Linked DNA regions of Mus musculus: region 2 is linked to region 1. The links are chromatin loops, found by intact Hi-C in ENCODE. Cell type or tissue: left cerebral cortex. All regions are shown on one strand. Each heading gives the region's core, and the rest is flanking DNA. Links, peaks and the distances in the headings are about the cores only.

Evidence for each region. A loop is a pair of places that touch in the nucleus more often than their neighbours do. Peaks named below come from ENCODE experiments on the same cell type or tissue, not always from the same donor. Only the 100,000 strongest peaks of a DNase experiment are listed, where the experiment ranks them.
Region 2: a loop joins it to region 1, with 3 times the contacts of the local background. A loop is called at or near these places in 2 of 42 quality-filtered maps.

Annotation. Positions count from the first base shown.
Region 1 is chr13:36,278,060-36,286,422 of GRCm38, forward strand. The region is part of intron 4 of Fars2 (phenylalanine-tRNA synthetase 2 (mitochondrial)); the gene reads left to right. Among named protein-coding and RNA genes, the nearest start is that of Gm40912, 74 kb to the left of the region's middle. In left cerebral cortex, for the core only: a CTCF peak has its summit at 4,204 (motif pointing right); DNase peaks (open chromatin) are centred at 4,204 and 4,948; H3K27ac peaks cover 265 bases.
Region 2 is chr13:36,574,883-36,581,563 of GRCm38, forward strand. No RefSeq gene overlaps it. Among named protein-coding and RNA genes, the nearest start is that of Gm46409, 35 kb to the right of the region's middle. In left cerebral cortex, for the core only: a CTCF peak has its summit at 3,921; DNase peaks (open chromatin) are centred at 1,720, 2,089, 3,843 and 4,503; H3K4me3 peaks cover 710 bases; H3K27ac peaks cover 2,882 bases.

The sequences.
Region 1 (8,363 bases), core at 1,853-6,852:
CCTCACTGGACAGTTGGCTTCTCGTTGGCCCAGCCCAACCAGACTCAGTGCAGAGTGGCTCAGAGTTACTGAGCAACCTGGAAGGAATGGCAGAGACTTAGTCTCTTCCCTTCGCTGGAACCCTCGCACCAGGCCTGGCCAGAAAACCTCCGTGGAAAACCTCTGGTACCCAGGCCCACAGCTAGCCTGGAGGTCAGATATGTATCTGCCTTTGCATCACAAGTGTTGAGATTAAAGTCATGGGCTACCAAGCCCAGCAAAGATAACTTCCATAAAGTTATTATATCCAACTTAAACTTTTGTGTATGTCTAGTACCTGGCACAGAGCTCTATGGAAGCTCTGGAATACACATTCAACCTTTTTCTATTTTCCACCTTATTTTATTTTGTATGTATAGGGATGCATGTGTATCGGATGCACATGGAAAACAGAAGACAACTTTGGATACTTGGTTTTTTTCCGTCATGTGGATTCGGGGGATTAGATTTAAATTTTATCTGTTGAGCTATCTGGTCAGGCCCATCCAACCTTACATTAGTTGATGATATTGATTTAGCTATAAGGACCTGGTCAGCTTGTTTGAAGGGCTGTGACTTCTGGATTCCTGTGCTGATTGCCTCACTATTTGGTGTCTGTTGGATGGAGATCGCAATGGAGTCATGATTTAACCTCCTTGATTTCTGTTTCCATGTCTATGAAAGTTGAGATAATAAACCAATATTTATTTCTTAAAGGTCTTATAAATCAAAGGTGTTTGTATATATAAATGCTTGAAATTGGGGAGCATAGCGCCTGTTGGTAAAATATCACCATTGTCTTTGTCTTCATCATCTTCATCATCATCTTCCTCCTCTGGGCTTCGGAGTTTCTCCAAGAATCGGAAACATGAATGGGGTTGGGTTAAAAAGTTTTTAGATGACTTATACCTTTGTTTTTGTGGATCTGTGGTATTTAGATAGTATTTTGATGATTATAGATTTTTTTTAAACTTTGGACAATTATCACAAGAGAATAATGAGTTCTGTTTCAAGACATTCATTTTCTCATTAATGTTGTCACCCTCAGAATTGTATTAGCTGGAATGTTTGTTGATGCCGTAGTGACCAGCCAGTTTTGCTGAGAGACAGAGTTTAAACACATAACGACAATATGTTAGCCAAGCGGCATCTGATGGCATCTTCTTAGCCTTTTGCAGAAGGCCTATGTGAGTCTCAACCCTGAACTTTTGGTGGCATGTTAGACAAAACCAGGTAATCTTATTTTTAAGCACTAGGATGTCATCCAAGTCCTTTATGTCAGCAGTAACAAAGCCTGTGATGCACTGAGTGCCATTTCTTATCCTGTACTGCAAAATAATCTCTCAAATGTGAGGAAATTAAATATGTGTAGTACAGGATCAGCTTAAGATTTCAGGTGTGCTCATTAGAGCAGTTCTCTCTTGATTTGTGATAGAGAAAAAAAAGCCATCTAATGAAATCAAAGGAGGGTTTGTAAAGAACTATTGTTACCTTATTAAAGGAATGCAAGTCCTTTTCATATTCTCATCAAGTGCTTTGTATTTTAAGAAGGAGCTGTTTAAAGAGAATCCATAATACTATAGAAAGGACATCATTTTCTGAAGTACAGTTTGACTAGAAATCTTTAGATCTATCTCAAAGAGCCATTCATTCATAAAATGGAATGCCTCCATCCCAAGTGTAAGGGCTTGATCTTCATATCCTGGGTCTGTGGAAGAAGTTGTGGAGTCTGCATAGTCAGCAATCTACTTCATTTCCTAACAGTTAACGGATTATTCAGACTGCTCACAGGAGTAGCATTCCTAGGATGCTCCGGGCAGTCTCCAGTCATGCATAGGACAATGGTGGTAACATAAGAGTAATGTGATAATTTCATTTGTCTTTGTAAGGTACTGTGTGTACCTTGCCTATTTGATTGATCAGGTTAGGGGATTCTTTGTTTGGAATTTGTACCTATAAATGTCGGTGGGTGTATTTCCTGGCATTTTGCAGCCTCGAGCCTCCACTTCCAATCATTGACTAACAGGAGACATTGGGAAATCTCTTGCCAGCCTCTTTGCTGGATAGTTACCATTTCTGGGTCCTTGAAAAGTGCTCAGTGAGTCCACTAGAGATCATGTCAGGCCCCATCACTGTCACCATCACTAGGACTATTTCTGGTCTTCCGTGGCAGACTCCAGCCAGAGGCTCAGCTGTGTCCTCTGTTATTTCCCTCCTTTGTTTATTATGCCTAGCCTTCCTAGGGTGCTGTTGCACACAGAGCAGTACTAACTACCATTCCACCCAGGGTCCCTGCAGCTCACAGCAGCTCATGGTGGGGTGTTCTGCCCCCCATGGTGGACTCCCACTGGCACTGGCTCATGTGACTCCAGGATGGGCTATTAGTAGCTAATCCCCCATGGCTTTCTCCATAGACCATTACTCACAGACAAGACCCCTCATGCCCCTCTACTCCAACACACACCATGCAGGAACCCACCTGCTAATTGGTATTCTTGCAACTCACAGACCATTTGTCAGCCTGTGGAACTTGATCATCAAGAATATTCTTTCTATACACTGGTATCCTATCATAGAGCCAGGTTTCTGTCAGTCATGCTGGCTCACTTTGAGGATAAACTGATGATACTTCATGAAGCAAGCCAGAGGGGATGGGATAATGTATGTGCTTCTAAATAGGGTATGGTTCCGGTAACCAGAGGTTTTATAATACCCCCCCCCAAAGGGAACTGGATTCTGTATTCTACCTCTCTGAGTCTGTTCACAGGATATGATTCTATTCAGTGTTGTACTGCAGAGCTCAGTAACTAAGTCAGTAACTGAGTCAGATATAGATCGGATTCTTTTGTCACTTGTCAACTATATGGTATTATACTAGATATTTATCTCTTTAGTCTCATCTTTCCTTGATTCAATTTTAATTCATTCTTTGATTTCTACTTTTGTTTTAATTTTCTGCGTATGGTGTTTTGGCTACGTATATGTAAGTGTCCAGCATCTGTGCCCAGTGCTTGTTGAAATCAGAAGAGGGGACCCAATCCCCTGGAACAGGAGTTTGGTCATGTTAGATACCATGTGGGTGCTGGGAATTGAAGCTGGGTCCTTTTAGGAGCTGGCAGTGTCCTTTAACACAGACTCATCTCTCAAACCCCTATTCTTTGTTGTTTTGTTTTGTTTTGTTTCGTTTTGAGACAGGATCTCGCTGGCCTGAAACTCTGTAGATCAGGTTGGCCTCAAACTCAGGTTAGACTGAAGTTTACCATCAGAGAATTGGACTGAAGGCCATGCTAGCACTCCTGGCCTGTCTATTAATTCTTAATTAATTTCTAATTTTATTCATGGGAGATATTGACATTAACCTTGAGTTGTAAATATTAAGAATGTTATCTGTAGCTCTCAGAGTAGTTTGTGACATGGAATTTGAATCCACCGTGCATTAAACTTTAGTTAGACTATTATCTATTGTATTGTGGTCATTTTTTTTAGGCATTATGGAAGGAATTAATTTCAGAAGCACAATTTCTGAATCATTTTCTTTAGAGTGAATTTGAACTCAGAGCTGAGCTAGTATTTTAAGTTGTAAATGTAGATTGCCTTCATTTGTTTAAGAGGATTAGAAGTAATATTTAGTGTATTTTTCTCTGAAATTTTATTTTTATGATAATTAGGTTCTTAGAGATTCAGAAGTGAAATGTTTCTGTACTGTTTATTTTGTACAGCGCTGTGTAAATACAAATTTGTGTTTGTTCAAACTAAATTTGAAAGTAAAGTCTAAAACTACGGTTATGACTTTAAATCTAAAATAACAAGTTTTTTCTTTTGACCTGAGTGTTCTAAAACATGTACTAATCAGTGAGCTCGTGTAGACATGAGAGACTGTGAGTGCAAAGGCAGATTCATTTTTTCTTTTTTAATTCTTTAATTTGTGCTTATGATACGCAATCAGCACTCTGAATTTTCCCAAGCTCTTTCTCGAGCTGTTTCTAATAATAGCCAAGGTACTGGTGAGTGGCTGTGTAGAAGACTGTTCTATTTACAGCAGCCTCATTGTTGTTATCTGGATCTCTCTTGTTCCTCTTGCTGATCAGTAAGTGCCTTTTAAGTTAGAGTTTTCTAAGAGTGCATTGTAACAGAAGTGAACCTCAGCGGGAGGTTTCCAAACTGGAGAGCCTTACCTAGACACAGCAGCAGAGGGCGCTCGGTCCCTCTTTTCACGATAACAGAGCCTATAGCAACCATCTCTCTTTTGAGCAGCTAAGCAGGAATTGTTCATATTAATTAAGTTTTTCGAAGATCTTGTTCTGTGATCTGGAGCTAGGTGCCTTAGAGTAAAATAGGTCTTATTTCAGTCTTGGGAAAACGGAGTAAAACAGGGAATTTCCTGAAACTCTGCAGGAGGAATAAAAACGCATATACTAATGAGTGAGATTTCAATGAAACTCAGTGAATCCTTCTCTTTCCTTTCCATAGTCTGGCTAATGCGCAAAACATCCATTTTCTTAAGAAGACCCAAATGAAAACCCCAGGAATTTGCATTTCCTCTTGAATAGTTTCCTTAATGAAAGGTGTTTGAGACATAGGGTTTAAACAAATCAGTGACTTGAAACATTGTGGCACCTACTTGAAATTTAAACCTTTTTATTAGATAGCTAGTGCCTCTTTGCTTTTAGCCAACAAAGACCCGTAAGAAAAAGAAAATGAAAAAATAAATAGCATTTCTGGACCCCTATTGCCTAGTGCAGGCGGATTATATTCCCTGTGATCTTGTTCGCTCATATTATGTGGTGATTAGAGCCAGGCTTCAATCAGCTGAAAGATTCCCCAAGGCAGGGTCTTGTCCCACCAGTGCACATGGCATGCCCCGTCTGACACCAGGGCAACTTGAGAATTGAGCCAGAGATGCTGCAGTTTGGTGTAGCAGATGCACACTGGTGGTTGCCATGGAGATTGCTAATACTGCTGAAACTCAAAGAAAGGGCACTTGCCACAGCTCAGGAGCCTGTGTGAAAGTGAGTGAAAAGCAAGTGGAATTCAGAATAGGGCCTCAGCTACTTGTCCCACATGGAGTTTTAATTTCCTTTCCTTTCCTCTTCCTTTTTCAGAATCTAGATTGAAAACAGGGCAAGTCATAAGGCAGGCTGGAGCCCTCGGAGCTCTCTGCAGCCTGACATATCCTTGGGATAAGTGTATATTAACAAGCAGGCATGACTAATAGGATTGGGGTTGGGGGCTGGGCTGGCGTGTGGCAATCCTTCTGGAGCCTCTGGTCTGCTTGTCACTGGGGCTTACTAGGCACCTTGGGATTTGTCTGCAGCATATGTGCTGCTGTTAATGATTGAAAAATTACCACAACAATTAGTCACGGATCACTGAAGGCAGGGCCCCAAATGTGATGGACAATGTGATTAAATCCATGTATGTGACAATTAACTCTCCTGCAGGTTTATCCATCCAGGGAACGTGCCCTAGGGGTGAGAGCAGAGTGGGTTGAGACGATGGGGAAGCGTGGTGTTAGAAAGGAATAGGGGAGGTGAACGCCACAGACGAGACTGATGCAGCTGGCACTATTGGTTTTTAATCTGATCCGGAATTAATCACGGTTTGATTAATCCTGGCTTTATTGCACCTTTCTATTGCCCATTTATTTATTTCTGCCTCAATTTGATGGAGGTGTGACTGATTAAATTCTGCTCATTCCATGTTTTTGAATTTTTTAAATTTGGCTCTCCATTGAACACAGTGTTCTAGGTGGTCCAAAGTCCAATTATCTTGTAAGAGCTTAACAGGCACCAGACACAGCATGTCGTGAATCCCCCCATGTATCACAGCTGAGTGACTCAGAATAAATATTTGTTTGTTCAGTAATCTGCCAAGCAAAAGAAGCCTGTGATGTCAATATGCTTGGTTATTTGGAAGAAATAAGATTCCCCACCTCCCAACTTTGGTAATAAGAGTAACACAAACCAAGAAAATTTTGTGCAGAAAGGAAGAAAAATATTTGTATGAACTTATCTTCAAATACATTTTTGTAGCATAACAAGGTCAAGTTATGCTTGTCACTTATAGCTGTGGCTGTACATTGCTTTTTAAACCACATGCTCTGTTCTTTCTTTAGATGATTCTTTGTTATCCATGTTGCTTATGAAACACTGCACTGTAATAATGCCTAGGAGGCTGTGACACAGAGCAGCCCAAGCAGAGCCTGTTGCTTTGTTGTACCTCCGGGGCCTGGGATGTGCTGTGTTGCTTTGTATCTCCTGGGCCTCAGATGTGCTGCTGGGTGGCAGGTGGCTTGCCCCATTCAGAAGACATGGGAAATTACATGGTCTACTTATGGTGTTGCTTCATTTTTCTAATAGAATTTGGGAGAACAATTTTTATACCCCCTACCTCCCACCCCAGACTCTATTGGGTTGTCTTCTTATCTGCATTTTAGCATGACCTAACCACATATGTAAACTAGAACATTTGTTTGTGGTGTGGGCCATAGTAACTTCCAGCACAGTAGACTCAAAGACAAAAATCAGCCCAAGAAGAGTCTTGCTGCTCTGTGAGAGCTCAGAGAAATATTGTGTCATTGATAGTACCACTGATTTGAGCACCAAAAAAGAGTGTCAGCCTGCCTGCAGATGGATGATAGGGAAGCCCAGAACCTCTGTCTTCCGCTGGTTAGCCCACCCAATGCTCCCCTGTAGCCAGCCTCGTATGAAGACTGGAAAGCTCTTCCTCAGGAACTGGCATTCTCTTCTACTGCACTCCATTCTGGAACCAATGTTCCAGCTCGGTAGTCACCGATAGCAGTTCATCTGTCCTTCTGTCCATTTAATTGGGAATGTAATGACCAGGACTGACAGCCAGTCTCTGTCCATTTGCTTGTTTGTCCAAGTGTTATTTCAGTTGTTTATTATTTACCAGCTGGTTTGCCATGAGTGAAGCAGTGCGCCTAGCACATACAGTGGACATGAAAATGGGAAATATAGTATTTTGCTGCAGCCAGAGTACAGAGATAGATGAAGTAAAAGGAACTGTATTCAAAGTGGGAATTGGCAATTGCTATGGAAGCACACGAGATCAAAGACATAAATATTGCTGGCAGGAGACGTGACTTTTCCTTAGATTTTTTTGCAAGGTTTTCTGGTACAAGTCTTTGAATATTTTCTCAGTTCACTGATAGCAATGGCCAAAAGACTAGATTTTTCACCATTTCCTTACATGGTTTGAACTGGTTGACCAGGATGGAAGAGAAATGGACACTGGGCATGAGTAGTACAAGAATGTGGTGTGGTATGTTCAACCATGAGTTAAGGGGAACAAGAGTTGAACACGTGCAAGCATAGTGTGGATCCAGATAAGGAGGAATATTATGGCCTCAAGCAGTCTGGACTTTCATCTATGGGCAATGAATTGGATCACAGTAAAATGACATAGGAATGGCTATGTCATGAAGCATGGGCTTCCAGAAAGCTACTGGCACTTGGGGCCCACACAGTTCGTTTCTGACTTTTCTGTTCATCTTCCTTTATTCTTTTCTGGGTCCCAAGTGACTGATCTTGTTTCTCCCCATGTGGATAACACAACACTCTTATGGGGCTTAGCAGAGACACCTTTCTCTCTCTTTGTTCAGGTCAGAGAGAATCTTTCATTGCCCCAGATATCTTGATTTCATAGTTCCCCAGTTTTGTTTTATAATTTCCCTTTGGTGTTTGGGCGATGGTGTTCCTTTCTCTCATACAGGGGAGATTCTAATGGGTCAGGTGGAACTAGAGTAACTTCCCTTTTACCAGTGACTAGTTAAGTTACTAGTTAAGTGACTAGTTAAGTTACTAGTTAAGTGACTAGTTAAGTTACCATTGACTAGTTAAGTCACTTAATGACCCACAACTGGACCAATGAGAGATAAGAGGTTGTCAACCAGGGACTTCTGGGGAAAATTTCCTTACTTTGGAGAAAGTCACTGGGCAGGATATTTGTTCTTTTATTTTTTTGTGAGTTGAAGCAAACAAGACCTGTGTTGAGTCTGTTGCCTAGTTAAAGCCAGAACCTGGGAGAAGGTGGCCCTAGAAGAACTGCAAAGGGTAAGAGGGATTGCTTCCATCTCAAGGCTCTTTGTCAGATACCCTGTTGTTTGAGCAGAAAGCATTTTCTTGGTATTGCCTGCTTTATGTTCTTCATGAGATTAGCAACCTATAGGTTATCTTGTTGTACTACTTACTGTCACTCTTACTGGAATCTAAGTTTTATTTGGGCTAGATCTCGTCTGTCTTGTTGACTATCCAATCGATAAGTCCTAGTCAATATGAAGATATCAATGACTGACTAATAAAAATTTAATTGATGTATGTATG
Region 2 (6,681 bases), core at 1,682-6,681, 300 kb after region 1:
GATGCTGTAGGGAAAGAGCCTTTGAGGTTACAGCTTTTCTCAAGGAACTCAATGTTTTGTTTTGCCAGCAGAGAGAGGTGGAGCTGCAGAAGCAACTGCTGGGCCATTCTGTGACATTTAAGGAGACGGTCACATTTGTGTGCAATGGCTCTTTTGTGTGCGGAAAAATCTAGCATCTCAACCCAACCTACAACAATCCTAAGAGCCACCAGAGCTGCCAAGGTCGACTCTGATCAGTGGGGTTGAACAAGGTGGCTTTGATTCTTTTTCTCTTCATCTTCTTCTCACTTATGTGAGGGTGATCCCTTAACATGATACAGAGAACACTCTACCACCTCAGAGTCTACTTCCAGGACATTCCATCTGCAGTAGTCATACTCTCCGTTCTCCTTAGCCAGGACTCCTGAAGGTGACAGTGATCACACAGCCACTCAGGACGTGGCCTCAGCTCTCCTCTTGCTTTCAAGCTCTCTGGGGGGAAAAGGCATGTCCAATGTCAGGGAAAGGACACAGCCTCCAGGTGCAGCCTAAGGATGAGGCCAAGGCCTTCCCTGAGTGTACCCAACCCCAGACCTTCTTCACACAGTCCCTTAGCATCTTAGCAAGCCCTGCAGACTGCATCTGCTTGTGCTTGCTCCCTCCCAAGCCCCCGGCCTCCACCTTAGAGCCTCAGGCATCTCTTTCTTGGGCCACCATGGCTCCTGGCCTCTGGGCAGCTTATTCTCTGCATTGTGGCTGAAATGTCTTTTGAATCATTGAGTCTTCTACTTCTGAAATCTGTTATTGTTTTTTTTTTCCTCTCAAATTAGCTGTCTTTTGATTCACAGCAGTTTGCTTATGTGATGTGTAGTTGCCCTTCCATATTTCTCAAGGATACTAAATAAGTGGATTTAAGCCTTTCTGCTCTGATCAGAGTATTAGCCGCCCTCTCAGTCATAAACTCACTCTTTGCAGAGTCTGCTGATACCTGTTTGGATATCATCCTCTCATGTTTGTGTGCTAACCTCCGCATTTGGTCTCTGCCATGAAATCCTGGCTGTACTTTAGCAAGCCTATGGGGAGGGAGGAAAAGCCATTGCTTCAGTTGCATGGGGGAGGGATATCAACCAAGCCACCACGAAGGCAGCTCACTGTTCCATTTGCTTTGTGGGAGGGGATTACTGGGGATTGAGTCCAGGTCCCCACCTACAGTAAGCAAGCTCTCTGTCACTTAGTCATCTACCTGTACTGGCTGCTCATCTCTCCTAGGTGCTTTTCTCCGGGATCCAATCTGTCCACATACCCAAGGTTCATGCTGAAGGGGTCCATCTAAAAGCAGGAATATCCCTACCTGGCCTGAAACCGCCTCCCTGATCATGCAAAGCAAAGGGCATCTTCAGAGGCACCTTCTTCTTCATTGTCTGGATCATAAAAGTTCATTAGCTATTTGCTAGCTTGCAAAAGACCTCCCCCGCCTGAACCAAAGTCTGTGAAGCAGAGGCTGGGTCTGTCTGGACCACCCACTTGTACCTGGTTCTTACCATTGCACTTGACACATTTACTTCAAGAAATAGTTATTGAACAATGTCTTGTTTTTGCTTTTACATCAGACTTCTTTCTAAAGAAAGGATTCTTAGCTAAACACAGATAACAGCTGCAAAATAGGGTATGCCATCAGATGGGAGCAAGGGACTTGCTTCTCCTTGGAGTCTGTGGGGTGGAGGAACAGCAGGGCTTCCTTGGCACAACCCCCTTTCCCTGCTTCTGGGAAAATTACCTCTCTGTCGCTGGCCTCCTGTCCTGGCTCAGGAGTCTGACTTCACCTTCCTGAAAGCAGGAGTTTGGTTTTTTTTTTTTTTTCCTTCTAAATTCTGCTGCCTGCTGCCAGCAGAGAGAGAGAGAGAGAGAGAGAGAGAGAGAGAGAGAGAGAGAGAGAGAGAGAGGTGGAGCCTGCAGAGGCTGCTGCTGGACCATCCGATGCCGTTCAAGGAGACAGTCACATTAGTCACTGGGTCCTGGGGTCTCAGCGAGCAGTATATGCAAAGATGAAGAGGGAGAGGGCTTCGTGCTGCACCATCTTTGAGTCATCCCTGGGTGTCAGCACTCCCACCCCACCCCTGAGCATGACTGTGTCATCTGCAGCCATCTGCCCAGCCTCTCAACAGTGGTGCCAGCTGTAGTAGCTAAGAGGACCTCCCCCAAAAGAGGATGCTACTGAGGCTGAAGAGGAGGGGCCTTTAACCATTTTAGCCCCTCCCCTACTGTTTTATAAGTAAAGAAACTAGGCCACAGCTGAGATGACTGGCCCAAGGTCACCCCAGTAAAAATAGGGGAGCTGGGACCAGAATGAAGGGCTCCTAATACCCAAAGGTACTGGGACCGCATCAAGGAATGCTCCTTCTCTTTCATCTTGTCTCTGCTTCATCTTGTCCTCTAGACTCTTCTCGCCATTCTAGCCCTGTGTGGCCCAGCCTCAAGGACACCCCTGCCCCACTCCCGTGCAAGCTGCATCTTCCTGCTTGGTTCTAAAGGTCTTGCTGACTTCTGGTTATATGGTACTGGCCTAAACAATGCTCCCTGAATGGTTGCAAGCAGAGTGTGGAAGCCACATCTGGGGTGGGGGTGGGGAGGTGGTGGAAGCTGCATCTGGGGTGTGAGTGTGGGCATAGGGGGGCACGGAGCAAGAACTGGCTGTAGCCAGGATGTATGCTGACCAAGGCTGAGGACACTCATTTCCTTCCCAAGAGACTGAGTTTGACTTTCAGAGCCCAGAGCAATGCCCTGGGATGAGAGGCATCCCCAGACCCCTCCCTGGGCAATGGCTACTTTAACAAGCCCACACTGCCTTGGCCTTTGTACTTCCAGCCTCGTCCTCACTGCTGTCAAGTCTCCTCTTTTACTTTGATCCTCTCAACAGACTGTCATTCCCTTTTTAAGAGATGTCACCATAGTTGGCATCACTTGAGTCCTCTACCAAGCACACTCGCTTATTTCTCTGTCTCTTGGTCCTCCCAGGGGTCACTTTGGGCAGAATTGTGTCCAGGACCTGTCATCTCTGGTTCTGAAAGCTTGGCTGGCTGGAATCTGACCACCTGAGCCAGAAACCTGGTGCAAAGAGGAGGATGGGAGGCACCGGTAATGGTTTAAAGGCCAACCTGCAGTTAAGTAGGGTTTGGGGAGTGGGTAAACAAACGGCAGCTTGGTTATGTCACAGTCAGGTTATGCTCTGACATAGGGGTGCCTGGGAAACCTGGTCTGAAGGCCTACACGGCTGAACTGAGAACTGAGGACTGCAGAGCCCAGTCCTTCCGAGAGCATTCTCTAGAGTGTGATCCATGGGACACTGGGTCTATGATACACTCTGGCAATAAACGGTTCAGAGATCAGCCAAGTTTGGCACTCACAGCTCCCTGCAAATCTGTGCGTCCCTCTTGCCAGTCTGTCCCAGTACCCTTGGCTCTGACCCATCAGGCAGTAAGAAACATGAACAACAACCACTCTATGTCTGCTGACCTTAAAGCCTGGCAGATACCTGGGCCTTGTCAGGCCAAGAAGGCTCTGTAGAGGTGTCTCCTTATGTCCCCAAGATCAGGGCTCAGGGACTCCCGGTTTTGCTTTGGATTTTGTCTCCTCTTATTTGAATTTCTGGAGAGAAAACAAACAAACCAAACCAAACAAACAAAAAAATACCTTCAAAACCAAAAACTAACTAGTTAGAGCCCAGAGAAGAGCTGGCCAATGAAAGGCAGAGTTGGAGCATTACAGCATCAGCGAGACCGCCCATTGGCCGGCCTGCCCTGAGGAGATGCGGCTTCCCGCCCCTCCACGCGGTGCGGAGTCCGTGCGGGCAGCTCTGTGTGCGCGCCCCAAGATGCCCGGCGCGCGCCCCTGGCCTCCAGCCGGGAGCTCTGGGTATTTGCGCGCGGCCCAGCGAGCCTTAGACAGCCGCAGGATGGCAGCGGAGTCCGCGCTCACCAGTGGAGGCTGCGGGGACGCGTGGCGCTGGGCTTCTCTGCATTGGGGAGGCGGCCTGCAGAGCCCAGGACTTCCAAGGACTGCAGAGCGGCAGGACTTGGTCCCTGCGCCCATCGTTGTGTTGTGGCTGGGTGCGTTTCCTGTCCGCTTTTTAGCGTTACTTTAACCACCATCTCTGAATTGTGCTGGGCATATTGTTTCTGGAATGAGGGCTGCATTCCCAGTTCCCTCGTTACTAGATAAGACTAACTTGGCAGCCAAGGGCTTTCTGGCAGATGTCTGCTATAATCCCAGCCTTCCAGAGGCTGAGTCAGGAGGACTGCTGTGGGTTCAAGACCAACAAAATGAGACCTTGTTACCGCCTCCCCCGCCCCCCCTCGCCAAATCACAACAAAAATAAAGTCAGGGAAAACGAGTGTGTGTGTGTGTGTGTGTGTGTGTGTGTGTGTGTCTGTTTGCCACAGGGAACTAGTTATGTTATTGTGGGGCTGGCACTTCTGAAATCTGTGTACTCAGCGAAGGGTTAATGGAACTACTCAGGAGTTGGCAGGCAGGGTTTCCCTGCATTTTTTAATGGTCCCAACTGACTGGACTAGGCCCACTCATTTACCCTGTGGAGGGAGAAACACTACAGAATTATCTTAATTGAACGTGAGGGAAACACCATAGCTGAATCATATTCCCTCTGACCCTCAGGATCCCAGAATGTGACTATTTCAACAAATCTGTCAGGAGACCTAGAGACACACAGCAGCACTGGGGTGTGTGGGGGGTGGGGTGGGGTGGGGTGGGATGGAATGGAATGGAATGGAGGTGGGGTGGTTAGGTGTGTTACATGGGCAGAGTCAGCTAGCTGATGGGAGAGGTCTCTGAGAAACCAACTGGCTCTGCTCTGGCCTCTTGACTTCTAGTCCTCTGCAAAGGAGGAAAATATTTCTGTTGTCTAAGCTGTACTAGCCAGTGGCACTCTGTATGGCCCTAGATACCCAGATACAATACTGACACAAGCTCAGTCATTGCCGTGGTGTTTGTGTCTAGACTGCATGACAGGAGCCGTTTATCCATCTTTGGCAACTGCATAGGTTTTCATGCTATGCCAAAGGGCTTAGGTTTGAGATCTATCCATGCTGGGGGACCATGCAAGCATGTGCATGTGCTTGTGTGTGTGTGTGTGTGTGTGTGTGTGTGTGTGTGTGTGTGTGTGAGACATAGACTGGCGGGGAAAACTGAGGTCTTAGTCTGTCTTCTTTCTCATTCATTTTGTTAGTTAGCATATAGAATAAGTCACCGTATGGCCTTTGCATCCAGGTGCATCATGTTTGCAGTGCTCTGACTCCTAACATAACAGCTGTCCCCTCATCAGAGCAGCTTTGACTGCTTACAGGAGACCCTCAAGATCCAGCCTGTTGACTATTGGCATTCTCTGTGGAAGAAAGGGTTAGAGATTCCAGTCTCTCCCTCCTGCACCTCCTAGTCATTTGTATGTAATTCTGCCTTAAATGTTTGCAGCCTTGTGGTCTTGGGGACCTTAGAACGTATACCCTGTGAACAGTTAGCTGAAAGGGTTTCATCTGTGATTCCATGTATGCAGCTATAAAGTCACCACCATGTCAAGGTGAGATTTTTCTAGGAGCATAGCTACCCTGGAGTTCTCCATACTCCTGAAATAACTCCTTATCAATGTTCTATAAGTAACATTCCAGGTTAGAGGATTATCCCCCAAGTAGGTGAAATTGTTGATATTCTATAAGAGGGCATATATGTGTGTGTGTAAATATACATATATGTATATATATGTATGTGTGCATATATATATATAATAGATCTGTGAGTAGTGACTGTGGTGCTTATGAAAACGGTCCTTTCAGATACCTAGTGTCCTAGTGTGGGCATTTATGCTATATATATTATCAAGCAGAGGGAGGAGAGACTTAGGAACAACTTCGATATATATATACCTGCTTATGAAAGAAACTGTGTTTGTCTGAGGTTAGGCTCTTCTTGAAATCTAGTTTCATCACCTTCCGAGCAAATGATACATTTTCATTCATCTTTGTGGTTGAATAAAACTCCCTTGTGTATATGTACCACAGCTTTATCCATTAATCTGCTGACCGTCATATAGGCTGATTATGAATGGTGCTCTAGTAAACTTGGCTGAGCAGGTATCTCTGTGGTACGCTGTTAAGATCAAATCTGGCTTTTAGAAAGATCTCTCTTGAAGCAGTGCTCTGTGAAGGAGAGAAAGTACCCTGAAGGAGCAAGCTGTCACCAGGCCCAGGGGTCAGGTGGCTACTCCTGCGAGAGGCCAGTGGAAGGAAGATGCTGTCAACCCAAGTAAAGAAGGTGACTGAGCGCTCTTTTGAGGGCAGCCCTGGTACAGGTCAAGCAAGGCATTCTTTTTTTATGCATGTTGAATTCGACTTTCCTGGAACATTCCAGAGGGATCACACTGGGGCCATTTGTTATATAGTGTCAAGTCCAAGTTGGGTTATAAGCAAAGATTTCCATATCTTTACTCATCCAGAATTAGGAGCCAGTAATCTTCCCACCATATTTGCCGTGTCAGTCCCAAATTTCCCAAACATCTGTGGCCATTTCTCCCCACTCCTTTCCTGCCTCCTTCCCTCCTCTTCCTTCTTTCTTCTTAAAAATATAATAGTGTGTGTGTGTGTGTGTGTGTGTGTGTGTGTGTATGCATGCCACAGAATGTGTATAGAGAGCAAA